Regions from separate parts of the Homo sapiens genome. Here all the other regions are linked to region 1. Evidence: chromatin contacts called from ENCODE Hi-C or POLR2A ChIA-PET data. All regions are on one chromosome and are shown on one strand. Each heading gives the region's core, a stretch centred on a gene start or an enhancer-like site at or near the end of the contact. The rest is flanking DNA. Distances are from core to core; before and after follow the strand shown. Region 1 holds the start of PDZD8 (PDZ domain containing 8). Region 2 holds the start of WDR11 (WD repeat domain 11). Region 3 holds the start of ZDHHC6 (zDHHC palmitoyltransferase 6).

Region 1 (4,376 bases), core at 1,597-4,096:
TAACTTATCAAACACAGTCAAGTGTGGCTTAACAACAGACATAAGTTGTGAATCTTTAGGCAGTTTCATCATTGTGCGAACATCAGAGTGTCCTTACACAAACCTAGATGGGAAACCCTACTACATACCTGGGCCATATTGTATAGCCTATTGTTCCTAGGCTACAAATCTATACAGCACGTTGCTGTACTGAATACTGTAGGCAACCATAACACAATGGTATCTGTGTATCAAAACATCTCTAAACACAGAAATGGCATAGTAAAAATACGGTACTATAATCCTATGGGGCCACCATCCTATAGGCAGTCTGTCGTTAACAAGAACATCCTTCTATGGTGCATGACTGCATATTTGACTTTACAAAAACTCATGATATTTTGATTTCTAAATAATGTTTGAAATATTTAAATATTTCTAAATAACATGCTTAACACTGTGCTTGGCACATGGTCAGTTCTCTGTATTATTATTATTAGTGTTTAATCAATGTTGGTCATGTTTCACACAAGGGAGAATACTTTTTTCTTCCCAAAAGGTTTGCTGAGCTCTTTCATGGATTTGAAGTGTGTCCCTAAGGGGTCAAGTTTTGCTGGGGAATGCAATGACTCTGACTCTGTAAAACAAACTGAGAAGATTTAAGATTCTCACAGGTATTCTGAGGAGCGCAGAAGTGAGAGGAGAAGAGAAAAGAAAGGAGTCTGCAAGATGAAGACTGAGGACTCATTCCCATGAAGACCACAAACTTTCATTGTTGAGGAGGGAGGTGGGTGAAGAATATTTTGCAACTCGGGATGGATCAATATACAGTTTGAGGGTTTTATATTTCAGGAATGTGAATAACTTCTTTCATGCCACCCTACTTCCAGCTTCTGTAACATTTATAATATGCAATGTGCATGAATGTTATGAATAGGTTTACGGTGGAAATCATAGAAGGGTCTACATTTCTCATTTGAGTTGAAACAGTGTAGATCCCAGAGAGCAGCCCAGAAGCAGAGGCCAGGAACCAAAGGGGACCAGAGAACAGAAGTTGCCAAGATCTCCGAAAAATCTCGGCCATGGTTTGAGCATGGTTCCTCAGCAGACACCTATCTTATGTCTTCATAGTAATGAAAGCCATTCTGGTTTCGTATCTGGGCATGATTCGGTAAGGCATGATAAGCCTGGTTCCGAAGTTCTGTACCTGTCCCAGCTGGGTCAGGTCTATTTTTGTGGTAGAATCACCTACAGTTAAGAGAATCCTTGGCTTGGAGGTTTTCTTCTTTTTTTTTTGAGACAGGGTCTTGCACTGTCGCCCAGGCTGGGGTGCAATGGCGTGATCTTGGCTCACTGCAACCCCCGCCTACCGGGTTCAAGTGATTCTCCTGCCTCAGCCTCCTGAGTAGCTGGGACTACAGGCGCGCACCACCACGACCGGTTAATTTTTGTATTTTTAGTATAGACGGGTTTCACCATGTTGGCCAGGCTGGTCTCGATCTCTTGACCTCGTGATCTGCCCGCCTCGGCCTCCCAAAGTGCTGGGATTACAGGCGTGAGCCACCACGCCCGGCCGGCTTGAAGGTTTTCAAGGGCTAGAGAGGAGCCCTGCCCTGGCTCCTTAGGTACAGCCAGAATCGGCCTTTAAGGTATGGGATATCTGACTCCTGCAGGACTGGAACTCCACGTGCTTGGAGGGATAAGCATTTATGATGTAACCACTAAGTAGTCAGAGGGCAGGAGGAGTAACGCTGTTGCTGGGCAACCTGGCTTAGCTTCGTGGCTTTGGTTAAGGTGCTACTCTATGCAAAATTCCTTGCCGTCTTCCCTAATCCGCCTCCCCAATTCTCCCTTCCTGAACATTAGGGAACCCACTGGCCTGCTTACAACTGAAGCAGTTTCTGTGTTAGGGCAGAGAGTAGTGATCAAGACATTAGGGTTTAGTGTTAGATAAACCAGGCTCCACTCTGCGGCCCCACGCAACCTCCCCACGCTCTCTGCACCAGTGTTGGCATCTGTCAAGTGGGTGGGGGCTAACAGTGAATAACTGCCTCATAGATGGACTACCGGCTTAACCAGAGACTGACAGCGGGTCGCATATTAATCTTCCAATCACTTGGCAAACTCGTTTCACTATGCATCTCTCCTCCTGGCTGTTCTTTCAACTTCCTCCTCCCTGAAATTTCGAAGATCCACCTCGGTGGGAAAGTCATTCCGCGTGGCGCGCCCTTTCCCTGCGTCCCTCCTTCCCAGGGCCCACCCTCCGCGGACGCAGAGCGTCTGCCGGGGGGACGGCAGGTCCGCGATGGCTGCCTCTGAGGCAGTCGGTCCCCTCTCGCCGTGGGCTTGGGAAGCGTCCGAAAGGCCCGCTCGGATCGTCTGCGGTGCTGCCCGCAGGGAAAGCGCCGCTGCCAGCCGGGCTGTCACGGGTGCGAGTGGAAGAAGCACACCGCAGGATGAGCGACGCCGCTGCAGAGGTAACCGCGGGGACTGCGGCCAGAGACGGGGGATGGGCGCAGCCGAGGATAACGGGATGGCCGGCATCCGGAACGCGTCAGGCCCGCTCCGCCGGACCGCCTTATCCTCCAGCCCGCGTCCCCAGCCGTCCTCCCAGATCCCGACCGCAGCTCCAGAAGTGACGGCCACGTGGGTGGCGGCGCGCGCCGCGGGGATTGGAATGTTGGCGTGGGGGGACGAGGTTGGAAGGGCCGCAGAGAAGTAAAGGAGGACCCGCGTCCGCGTGCCCGGGCGCCGACTGCTGGGCGACGCCGCCGGGAGCGAGCACGCCTCTGACGTCACGCGCTGCTCGTCCAATGAGTGGAGGCCTGAGGGAGGCGCCGGTCCCGGCCCCGCTGCCGCCGCCGCCACACCGGCCCTTCGGGAGCGTCTGAGGAGGCGCGGGCCGCTGCGGGCTCGGGCGCCGCAGCGCGCCGGCCCGAGCCCCTGGACGAGGCCCACGGAGCCGCTCGCCCCGACCCAGCCGCCCGATGTCCTCAAAATGGAGGCAGCGGGGGCGGCGGCGTGAAGAAAGCGGCGCTGTGGGCGCGGGAGTAGGGGCCCGGGCGGAGGCGGTGGCGGGATGGGGCTGCTGCTCATGATCCTGGCGTCGGCCGTGCTGGGTTCCTTCCTCACGCTCCTCGCCCAGTTCTTCCTGCTGTACCGCAGACAGCCCGAGCCGCCGGCGGACGAGGCCGCCCGCGCGGGCGAGGGCTTCCGCTACATCAAGCCAGTGCCGGGCCTGCTCCTAAGGGAGTACCTTTATGGCGGCGGCCGGGATGAGGAGCCCTCCGGAGCGGCCCCTGAGGGCGGCGCGACCCCCACCGCGGCCCCCGAGACCCCCGCCCCGCCGACGCGGGAGACTTGCTACTTCCTCAACGCCACCATCCTATTCCTGTTCCGGGAGTTGCGGGACACCGCGCTGACCCGCCGCTGGGTCACCAAGAAGATCAAGGTGGAGTTCGAGGAGCTGCTGCAGACCAAGACGGCCGGGCGCCTGCTGGAGGGGCTGAGCCTGCGGGACGTGTTCCTGGGCGAGACGGTGCCCTTCATCAAGACCATCCGGCTCGTGCGGCCAGTCGTGCCCTCGGCCACCGGGGAGCCCGATGGCCCTGAAGGGGAGGCGCTGCCCGCCGCCTGCCCCGAGGAGCTGGCCTTCGAGGCGGAGGTGGAGTACAACGGGGGCTTCCACCTGGCCATCGACGTGGACCTGGTCTTCGGCAAGTCCGCCTACTTGTTTGTCAAGCTGTCCCGCGTGGTGGGAAGGCTGCGCTTGGTCTTTACGCGCGTGCCCTTCACCCACTGGTTCTTCTCCTTCGTGGAAGACCCGCTGATCGACTTCGAGGTGCGCTCCCAGTTTGAAGGGCGGCCCATGCCCCAGCTCACCTCCATCATCGTCAACCAGCTCAAGAAGATCATCAAGCGCAAGCACACCCTACCGAATTACAAGATCAGGTGAGCTGGAGGTCGGGGAGGGGGCCTGGCTGCCGGGAACCCGGGCCTGGGCGGGACGCTGCGTGGATTGGGAAGGGCAAAGGCTCATTTCTGTCCTGGCGCCTGCTTCTGGGGCCTTCCCACCCTGGACAGGGCCCCAGATCAAGGCGAGTCGTGAACACTTGCTTTGCTTCCGAACGGCATTGATAGGAGCTAGAAACCTTTTCGCGTGTTCATGGGGACTCAGGGTGCTGTCAACGCGGGCAGAATCGTCTCCTTTTATAAGCAGCATATTGGAAATGGAAGGGAAGCCTACCCTAATCCCCAGGAGTCGCTTCTGGGACTGTTGAGAAACTCTCCCTCTATGTGGTTGCTGCATTGAGGGCAGCCGCGTCACTGGCTTTGCAGCATCCCCTTGGCCGCTTTGAGAAATTGTTCCTGGACACAGTACACGCGTGAAGAGTGTG
Region 2 (4,606 bases), core at 1,886-4,385, 3.5 Mb before region 1:
AGGTTCACACAAAACTTGCACATGAATGTGCAAAGCAGCATTATTCGTAACAGGCAAAAAGTACAAAATATCCAAATGTCCATCAATAAAATAAATGTGATACATCCTTACAGTGGAATATTATTCATCAGTAACAGAGTATTGATATATGCTACAACGCAGATGAACCATGAAAACATTATCCTAAGTGAAAGAAGTCATGCACAAAAGACCACAAATTATATGATTCAATTTATATAAAATCCCCAGAATGGGCCAGTCTACAGACACAGAAAGTAGGTCAGTGGTTGCCAAAGGATGAGGGAAATGGGGGAAATGGAATATGACTGCTAGTGGATATAGGGTTTCTTTTTGAGGTAAAAAAGTTCATTGTAATTGTGGCTGCATTAACTGTGGATATACTAAAAGCCACAGAATTGTGCATTTTAAGTCAGTACATTTTATGGTATGAGTATCTCAATAAAGCTATTATTTAAAAAAGAAAAAGACTCCAAATCTCTATCTCTAATCCTGACCTATCTCCTAAAGCCCGGATCACTATAATGCAATATATTACAGGCATCTCAGATTTTGCATGTTGAAAACTTAAAAATTCACTGACTTCACAGATGCTTACCTCTGATAACTGGAAACACTGTCATTCAATTACACCAAAAGAAACCTTGGAGTCACTCTATTCTCTTACTCTCCTTTATACTGATCACTATAAAGGCTATCAGGTTTACCTCTTTGCTGCTCTTAAACATGACTTCTCCATGCCCCAGCTTTATTTTAGGCCCTTAGAATTTCCCACCAAAATTACTGCAGAAATCTCCTAAATGATCTTACTGCCTCCAGTCTTGCATTTCTTCAGCAGATCCTCCACTGCTGCCAGAGTTTTTCTAAGACGCGAATATGGTCACATCAATCTCCTACTCAAAAATCCAAATTCCTGCTGGGCGCGGTGACTCACACCTGTAATCCCAGCACTTTGGGAGGCCAAGGCGGGTGGATCACGAGGTCAGGAGCTCGAGACCATCCTGGCTAACATGGTGAAACCCGGTCTCTACTAAAAATACAAAAAATTAGCTGGGCATGGTGGTGGGTGCCTGTAGTCCCAGCTACTCAGGAGGCTGAGGCAGGAGAATGGCGTGAACCCAGGATGTGGAGCTTACAGTGAGCCGAGATCATGCCACTGCACTCCAGCCTGGGCGACAGAGTGAGATTCTGTCTAAAAAAAAAAAAAATCCAAACTCCTTCGTAATCTTACAAAACTTCAGGACAGACAGCTGAATCTCTCTGGCTGCCTCTTATTTCATCACTCCTACAAGTGTCCCATCTTTAGCCATCTTTATGGCACGCTACTTACTTCTGTGTATATTCTTGCTTTTCCCTGCAATGCTCCTTGTCAATTTTTTACTTGGCTAACTACTGTCTACTAGTCTTGAAACTGTAGACTTCTGTGACTCTCCTCACAACCAGGCAATATGCAGCTCCTCTGTTTTCTCACAGCGTGTTACGCAAGTCTCACTTATCACACTATCACGCTGTGAGTCTTCCTTATAAGATGGAGAATTATCTGAGGGCTTTCATCTCCATATCCATAGCATATGGTAAGTGCTCAAAACTAAGGAATGACTGAGTGGTCTTGTAAATGGTAGAACTTTCATCTGCCTTAAAATGATCTAACAACTAGCATTTAATAACTCACCCTGTATTGACATTAAGTCATATATATGAAAATTCTAGGCTACCCCAAATAGGTTGTTATATTTAAAAGCTATTCAACACTTACACGTAAGACTTAATGAGAGCTTAGTGATACACAGTATTAAACTTTAGACTAGACAACATGTTAGCGTCAAAGTGGGATTTTACTTACCTTTACAACATCAGCTTTATGCTTTTCTAAAACTTGAAGAGTTTGGGCAGTAATGGAATCAATCACTACCACAAGTGAATGACATCCATAAGCAATTAAACCTTGCCAGCCCCTAGCAAAACAGTAATGTTAAAGTTTAAGTACAGAACAAAGCAGGACGACTTCTTTCTTGCCAAGCCTAAATAAATGATAAGTCTAATTCATATGTACCACCATTAATAAAATCATTTAAACCCAAAGGCCAGTATTTATCATTATCCCACTTAAATAAAAGATCTGGCTAAGCTTAAAATGCTTGTTGAAATTCACTTTTCATTCGGATAAAAAAAGTTCTAAAAGATATGAAAATAGAGACCCGAGGACATAAAAAGGAACTTGTGCCCTCTGACTGTTCTTGTAGGCATACGTCTTTCGCTTATCCGATTTCTAATCCTTAGTATCCACAATGTGCCTGGGGATACTGCGACTAATCCTAGTCCTTCCAACTAAATAAAACGACAAACACTGCACAAGACGTTTCAGTCCTCCTAACAACATCCCACAGCCACAGAATTTTGCTTTACATTTGTCTAATGAGTAGTTTTCAGAGCTGCAGTAGTAATTTATAGTGAAAGGAGAGAGTAATAAAGACGACCTGTTGAAGGCAGGAATGTTCTACACAGGAGGAGCCCGAAAAGAGGTGAAAAGGACAGGTGAAAGAACAGGCGCCTAGCACAGGGTCTGGCACATTGTTGAAAGACAACAGGAATACAAGACAACGAAAAAGAAAAGACAGGATGGGAAAGAGAAAGTGCACAGGGAATTAATGGTGGAGAGAGAGAAGCCTGGAAGCTGGAGGAGAGGAAAAGAGAGAGGAATGGAACGGCAAAAGGGCGAGGTGCAGAGAAAACAGCAGAGAAATACGCGAGAAAGAGGGGAAATGTATTTGCATGGGGGAATTTCCCACACGGGGCTATTATCACTTTTGTAACAACAAAAATCCACCAACTGAAAGCAAGCTCATTGCGTGAGGGCGGCTCCCTGCCTTAGCGAGGCCAAACTAACCAGGGGGTGAAACCTCTTGTCCTTCCCCCTTCCCCCTCACACATTCCTGGCCGATCCTGGCGACCTGGAAGCTCGGCGTCCTCACCAGTCCACCGCCGCCTTGTTGTGGGCGTTGAGGGCCCCCGTGAGGGTGCGCGCCGACACCTTGAAGTTCACTGTGTAGGGCAACATCCCGGCGGCCAGCCCAGGACCTGGGCGCTGACCCGCAACCAGGAAGCGGCGGACACTGTGCTTCCGTTCCAAACAGAGTCCGGGTGGCCCCCTCGGCGCCGCTGTCAGGTTCCTCTAGATTCAAGTTCTACAGGCTCCGGGTTCCACCGCTCCCGGATTCCATCGCCCCCAGGTTCCGTTGCCTTCAGTTTCCTAGGATCCTAGGTTCCGCACTCTCCAGAGTTCCGCCGCTTAGGCGGTTGTGCTAATCTGCGTCAGCTGGGGCTGTATTTGGAAGAAGAGGCGCTGCCTCCAGTCAAGTCTGTTTTTTTCAGGTGGGGACTGTAGGCCTTTGTGCCCTGCTGGAAATCGTGAAAAGCAAGAGAGAAGAGTCCCAGTTATTCTTGCTGCCTTTGATAAGTGAATTTAGGGCAACTACTAGTGCCAGTAGGCATGGGGGATCTACCGATGAAGAAGACACAAAGTCTCCGCTCTCGTGGAGTTTACAGAGAATAATGAATGAGATTAATTAAGAAATGAATGAGATTAATTGAATGAAATTGCCAGACTGAATGAAGTGAATGGCCTGAATATAAACAATTTCCAAATACAGATAACACTGCATATCTGGTGTTTGCAATACTCCCTTCGCACTTGAGGAAGAAGCACTATGTCTGGGGCCAAGTGTGACCCTTTGTCTGTTGCTGGGTACCTTTCATTTCGCACTTTCTCCTCTGCTGCTCTCCAGGTCAGACCCAGTCCTTCCCTCCTTTGTGTTCAGTGTTGGGTTTATACGCTTTAACTATAGCACTTAATGCAATGATTTCTTTTCAGCAATGATATTTGCAGATGTGTGTTTCTCTCCCCAATACATTGTTAGTTTCATGCGCGTCCGTGTGAAGAGACCACCAAACAGGCTTTATGTGAGCAATAAAGCTGTTTATTTCACATGGGTGCAGGTGGGCTAAGTCCGAAAAGAGTCAGCGAAGGGAGATAGGGGTGGGGCTGTTTTATAGGATTTGGGAAGGTAATGGAAAATTAGTCAAAGGGGGTTGTTCTCTGGTGGGCAGGGGTGGATCTCACAAAGTACATTCTCAAGGGTGGGGAGAATTACAAAGAACCTTCTTAAGGGTGGGGGAGATTACAAAGTACATTGATCAGTTAGGGTGGGGCAGGAACAAATCACAGTGGTTGAATGTCATCAGTTAAGGCTGTTTGTACTTCTTTTGTGGATCTTCAGTTACTTTAGGCCATCTGGATGTATACATGCAAGTCACGGGATGCGATGGCCTGGCCTGGGCTCAGAGGCGTGACATTCCTGCCTTCTTATATTAATAAGACAAAACAAAATAGTGTTGAAGTGTTGAGGCGGCGAAAATTTTTGGGGGGTGGTATGGAGAGAGAATGGGTGATGTTTCTCAGGGCTGCTTCAAGTGGGATTAGGGGTGGCGTGGGAACCTACAGTGGGAGAGATTAAGCTGAAGGGAGGTCTTGTGGTAAGGGGTGATATTGTGGGGATGTAAGAAGAAACATTTGTCGTATAGAATGATT
Region 3 (4,466 bases), core at 319-2,818, 4.9 Mb after region 1:
TCACTTATTTTCCTGAGCCCCTAATAAGTAAACGCCAAGGAAATCAGACACAGCTCCCACCTTCACATAGTTGACAGTCTAGCATAGAAAATAAGATGTGCTAAAACACAAAAGGAAACACAAAAACAAAAACATTTCCAGATGGGAGATGTGAAATTTTTAAGTGTGAAAAATTATCTTGTACCAAGTTTTACATGAAACTGGGTTATACAATAAATCCCCAAGAAGGATGAGAAACAAGAAATGGGGGTGGGGGGTATGAAAAATACTAATGCTAATACAGCAACTAACAACACCAAAAGTGACTTTAAATATGTTATATAAATTTAATCTACCTAACAACCCCATGAGAGAAGTACAATTTTCCCCCATTTACTAAGAAGGAAAGTTGAAAGAGACTAAGAAGTCTGTTTAAGAGGCACAACTTTTATTTTATTTATTTATTTGAGACGGAGTTTCACTCTTGTTGCCTAGGCTGGAGTGCAATGGCGAGATCTTGGCTCACTGCAACCTCCGCCTCCCGGGTTAAGAGGCACAACTTCTAAGTGACAGAGGTAGGATTTGAATCTAGGCACCCTGATTCTTACCTCTATTTTGCCGCATATAATTATAACAATATTATTACTAACACAACAACGCCGCTGTAGATTGTAGATCCATAGGCTACATACTTTCATTCATTTTCTTTGAATACTCACATGTCTATAATTTACAAATGAAAACATTAAGACTCTTAAGACGTTAAGAAACGTTTCCAGGTTATGCAAGTTACAAGAAGGTAGAGCCGGGATTCGAACTCAGATGGCTCAGATTCCGAAGGCTCTTTTCACGGCACCCCACACCCGAACTTGACTCCTTACCCTCAACCAAGCCAAGCCGTATCCCTCCTGGGAACAGCCGGCACCACCCACTCCAGCCTCGCGCCTCATAGACACACTTACTCGGGCGGCGTTCCACCGCCCGCACCCTCCCAGCTCTCCCCAGCACCCTCGTCCAGCCGGGCAAGGCTCTCACCAGGCGGGAGTCGTGGGACCCTCGCAATCTTGCTGGTGATCTCTGCAGTGAGCACCGCGAAGTCCTGCTCGTAACCTTCGAAGTCGGACGACATGGCGGCTCCGGAACGAGTAGCCCAGGCCAAAGCCTAGGTCAGGGAAAGGGCCTCGAGGGGCAGCGAGGGGCCCCGCGGCTTAGGAACCCCGGAAGGTGCCCCCGAGAGCAGAACGGAGAACCGGGGACAGCTCTCAACCCAGCCGCTTCCTGGTTGTTCGTCGCAATCTCGGTTCTCCGGAAATTGGGTTGCGTGCGTGCTTTATTTTCCGCTCCGACTTTAAGATAAGTAAGTTCGCAAAGGAAAAGCGCCCCAATTAGTGCCTCCCCCCAGAAAAGCGTATGAAAATATGCAAGTTCTGAGGGATCATTAGAAGCGTTTTTTCCCCCCTTCGTGTTCTGGGAATCGGCTCCGGATCCACACGCTACAAGGCACAGCAGCTTGCTTCCGGAGGGAGGTTTGAGGCGGCGAACCTCCGGAAGTGACAGTAACAGAGACTGCGCAGGGGGCCTGAGCGGGAGAGTCCTGGCGAGGGCGCTGGCCGAGAGGTGCTCGGCTTGTAGCAGGTCCCGCACTCCAGCCTCTCGCTGCCAGGGTTTGCTCTCTGCTTGTCCTGGGCTGAGGTGTCCATGACGGAGTCATCCAAGGAGGAAAAAATCTGTTCCGGGTGAGCCCAGGCCGCCCCGGATATGCGATGGCTGAGGAGCAGACACCAGGGACCACACTGAGGTGGGAGTCAAGGCAGGGAATATAAGCACGATTTTGGTGGTCTTTGTCCCACCAGAGTGGGAGCAGGCTCTCCTGAATGTTGAGACCAACCTGGCTTACCAGGATATTTCTTCCTTGGGTGAGGATTTATTTCTAAGCCCTCTGCTCCATGACTCGGGCGGGAAACTGAGGCACAAGTCAACAGCGTCTGCTGCGTGGTAGTCTGTATTATCCATGTAGCTCAGATCCTCTTCCAGATCTTCAGATCCAGTCCAGGCAGAGATGCCCTTCCACAAATCTCTCCGGAGCTCGCCGCCCTGCCTTCCATTTCCCTCGCTCCTGGAGGCACTTCCTCTTCTTTCTTCCCTCGAATCTTCTAATTCAGGTTCTTCTCATATACTCTTCTGGTCATAATTTCACACACACCACACACACTCTCGCTCTATCTCCTCCCTTCCTTTCCTTGCATGCTCTCTTTGCTTTCACTGTCGCTCCTTTACTTTTGGGCCAAATTGACTGTTCTCTTGATGTTTGGGTGGCGGGGTGGAGGAGACTGCAGGCAAATGGCATAGACCATGTCTGACTCATACTTGGCTTAATTCAAGACTTCATAAGAGGCAGCTTAGAATTTCATAAAGGGAGGTCGTTGACTTGCCTTCTATTCTGGTTCACCTGTTACTTGTGACCTTGGTCTAATCACTCAGCCTCTCTAAGACAATTTCTGTTCTATGAAGAAGGAAACTGAATTAGATCAACTCTAAGGTCCTAAAATTCTTTGTCTTCTCAAACTATTCACTAAGCGTTGGATGGTGACAGTCCCCTGACAAGCGGAGAAGGAATAAAAAAAACTATTTTGGAATCGTGTATCCAGTTTGCATGCCATTCAAACTTGTACCATATTTTGGATAAGTCAAAAGTAGTTCTTTTTGACATTTGACAAGATATGCATCCCAAAGTGTAGTGCACTTGTGAGATGCTGTTGTGTAGGTGTTTATTGTAGTTAACAAGTATGGTATGCAATAAAGGTTTTGTTTTGTTTTGTTTTAACTGAACTTTCCCATTTTGTTTTCTTTAGGTTGGGTTTCAGACCAAGACACTGGATTCTCCTAGTTAAGATAAAGAGCTTTGGGTGCCTGACAGTGAAAATGGTGTAATCTGCGTTAACAGTTCACAGCTTGAAGGCATGACAATTAAAGAACACACATGGACTTGTGGCACATGGAAATGTGCGCACAGAAAAAGGAAATCTATAATTCTTTTAAAGTAGGAAGGCATTCTTCCTTGCCAAAATGGGTACATTCTGTTCGGTTATCAAGTTTGAAAATCTACAAGAATTAAAGAGACTGTGTCACTGGGGTCCCATCATAGCCCTTGGTGTTATAGCAATATGTTCTACCATGGCCATGATTGACTCTGTGTTGTGGTATTGGCCCTTACATACAACTGGAGGAAGTGTGAATTTCATCATGTTGATAAATTGGACTGTCATGATTCTTTATAATTACTTCAATGCCATGTTTGTCGGTCCGGGCTTTGTCCCTCTGGGGTGGAAACCGGTAAGAAAGATTCTGTAAGACAATGAACTTTAATGATAATCGTATATTTGGTTTTTGCCTTATCTACTAACCAATAATACCAAACACAGCCTACTGTTTGTCCTCACAGAGACTAAGTATATTACTCTAATCACTGATCATTTAGGCTCGGAGACTTTATTTCATATCTGTTTGAACACATTGATCCAAAATAGCATTTTCCAAAGCAATTTTATTGAATATTTGCTCTGCATTAAAAAAAAGATGGAGGTGGGGTGGAGGTGGGATAGGTTCATGGTCAAAAGTTTAGGAAACATCACATGTCATACACAGTGAGGTTTGGCTGTAGTACCTTTTTTCATGTAATACATTAACATCCCTTAGAACTGAGAAAAACGCTTTAGAAACTGCTGGTTTAAATCATAAAGTTTTAAAATCATTGCACTGAAAATATAACATTGGGAAGTATAGTCCAAATCCATTTATAGCTTAAAAACTACTGGGAAATTTATGCTTATGAATGTCCATGTTTCCTGCTAAGGGACCACACCTGATGGCTTGTCAGAAAGGCAGAATCTTGGGCTCCACTTCAGACATACTGAAGCAGAATCTTTATTTTAATAAAGTGCCCAGGTGATGCTTAGGTATATTAAAGTTCGGGAAGCACTGGTGTATATCATGTGCTATGTACTATTCAAAATGCGTACAGAGGAGGGTAAGATGTAATTTGAACTCTGAAAGAGCTTATAACCTAAGCAAGAAACAAACGCACTTGTGCAAATCACTAAACTATAAAGTAGAACGTGATGGGTGCTGTTAAAGTTAGAAGAATTGAGCATTGTTAGTTGGGGACCTGAGGGAGGAGTGGGAATTTCCAAAGGAGATGGGGAAGAGGGCATTTCAGGTTGAAAGAATGGTGGGACCACGTATTCAGAAACAGTAGACAGCCCTGTGTGACTGGGGAAAAGATCATGTAGGGCAGAGACAGCTGAAACAAAGGCAGATTGTGACAGTCTTAAATACATGAGAAATTGTAGACCATAGAAAGTTGTAGGGGTTTTCAGGCAGAGTCTGACACAGTCAGAGGTGTATTATAGGAATATTATTTTGACAATACACGGTTTGTGCTGAAGAAAAACTACAGTAAAGGAAACTAGTTAGGAAGTGATTAAAAT

The links. A loop is a pair of places that touch in the nucleus more often than their neighbours do. ChIA-PET counts read pairs that join two places held with the same protein, here RNA polymerase II (POLR2A). Pooled maps may share reads with other maps.
Region 2: a loop to region 1 is called in a map of CD8-positive, alpha-beta T cell, with 12 times the contacts of the local background. The contact joins the promoter of WDR11 here to the promoter of PDZD8 in region 1. A Hi-C loop is called at or near these places in 1 of 168 maps with a recorded cell type or tissue (CD8-positive, alpha-beta T cell) and 9 of 50 pooled maps. POLR2A ChIA-PET finds 5 or more read pairs at or near these places in 1 of 52 experiments (PC-3).
Region 3: a map of CD4-positive, alpha-beta T cell shows a loop between it and region 1 (6-fold over the local background). The contact joins the promoter of ZDHHC6 here to the promoter of PDZD8 in region 1. A Hi-C loop is called at or near these places in 2 of 168 maps with a recorded cell type or tissue (CD4-positive, alpha-beta T cell and naive thymus-derived CD4-positive, alpha-beta T cell) and 6 of 50 pooled maps.

What each region holds. Positions count from the first base shown.
Region 1 is chr10:117,373,910-117,378,285 of GRCh38, reverse strand. It overlaps PDZD8 (PDZ domain containing 8), which reads left to right and starts at 2,846. Exons shown (of 5, transcript NM_173791.5): 1 at 2,846-3,930. The coding sequence starts at 3,059. RefSeq lists an enhancer at 2,406-2,525 and silencers at 2,756-3,075, 3,176-3,355.
Region 2 is chr10:120,849,891-120,854,496 of GRCh38, reverse strand. WDR11 (WD repeat domain 11) reads right to left here and starts at 3,135. Exons shown (of 29, transcript NM_018117.12): 1 at 2,991-3,135; 2 at 1,862-1,973. The coding sequence starts at 3,076. WDR11-DT (WDR11 divergent transcript) reads left to right here and starts at 3,318. Exons shown (of 3, transcript NR_033850.1): 1 at 3,318-3,803. RefSeq lists enhancers at 2,651-2,710, 2,405-2,948, 2,721-3,190, 3,351-3,470, 2,949-3,493.
Region 3 is chr10:112,444,016-112,448,481 of GRCh38, reverse strand. It overlaps ZDHHC6 (zDHHC palmitoyltransferase 6), which reads left to right and starts at 1,568. Exons shown (of 11, transcript NM_022494.3): 1 at 1,568-1,777; 2 at 2,832-3,312. The coding sequence starts at 3,046. VTI1A (vesicle transport through interaction with t-SNAREs 1A) reads right to left here and starts at 1,267. Exons shown (of 8, transcript NM_145206.4): 1 at 1,015-1,267. The coding sequence starts at 1,108. RefSeq lists enhancers at 1,202-1,461, 1,662-1,781.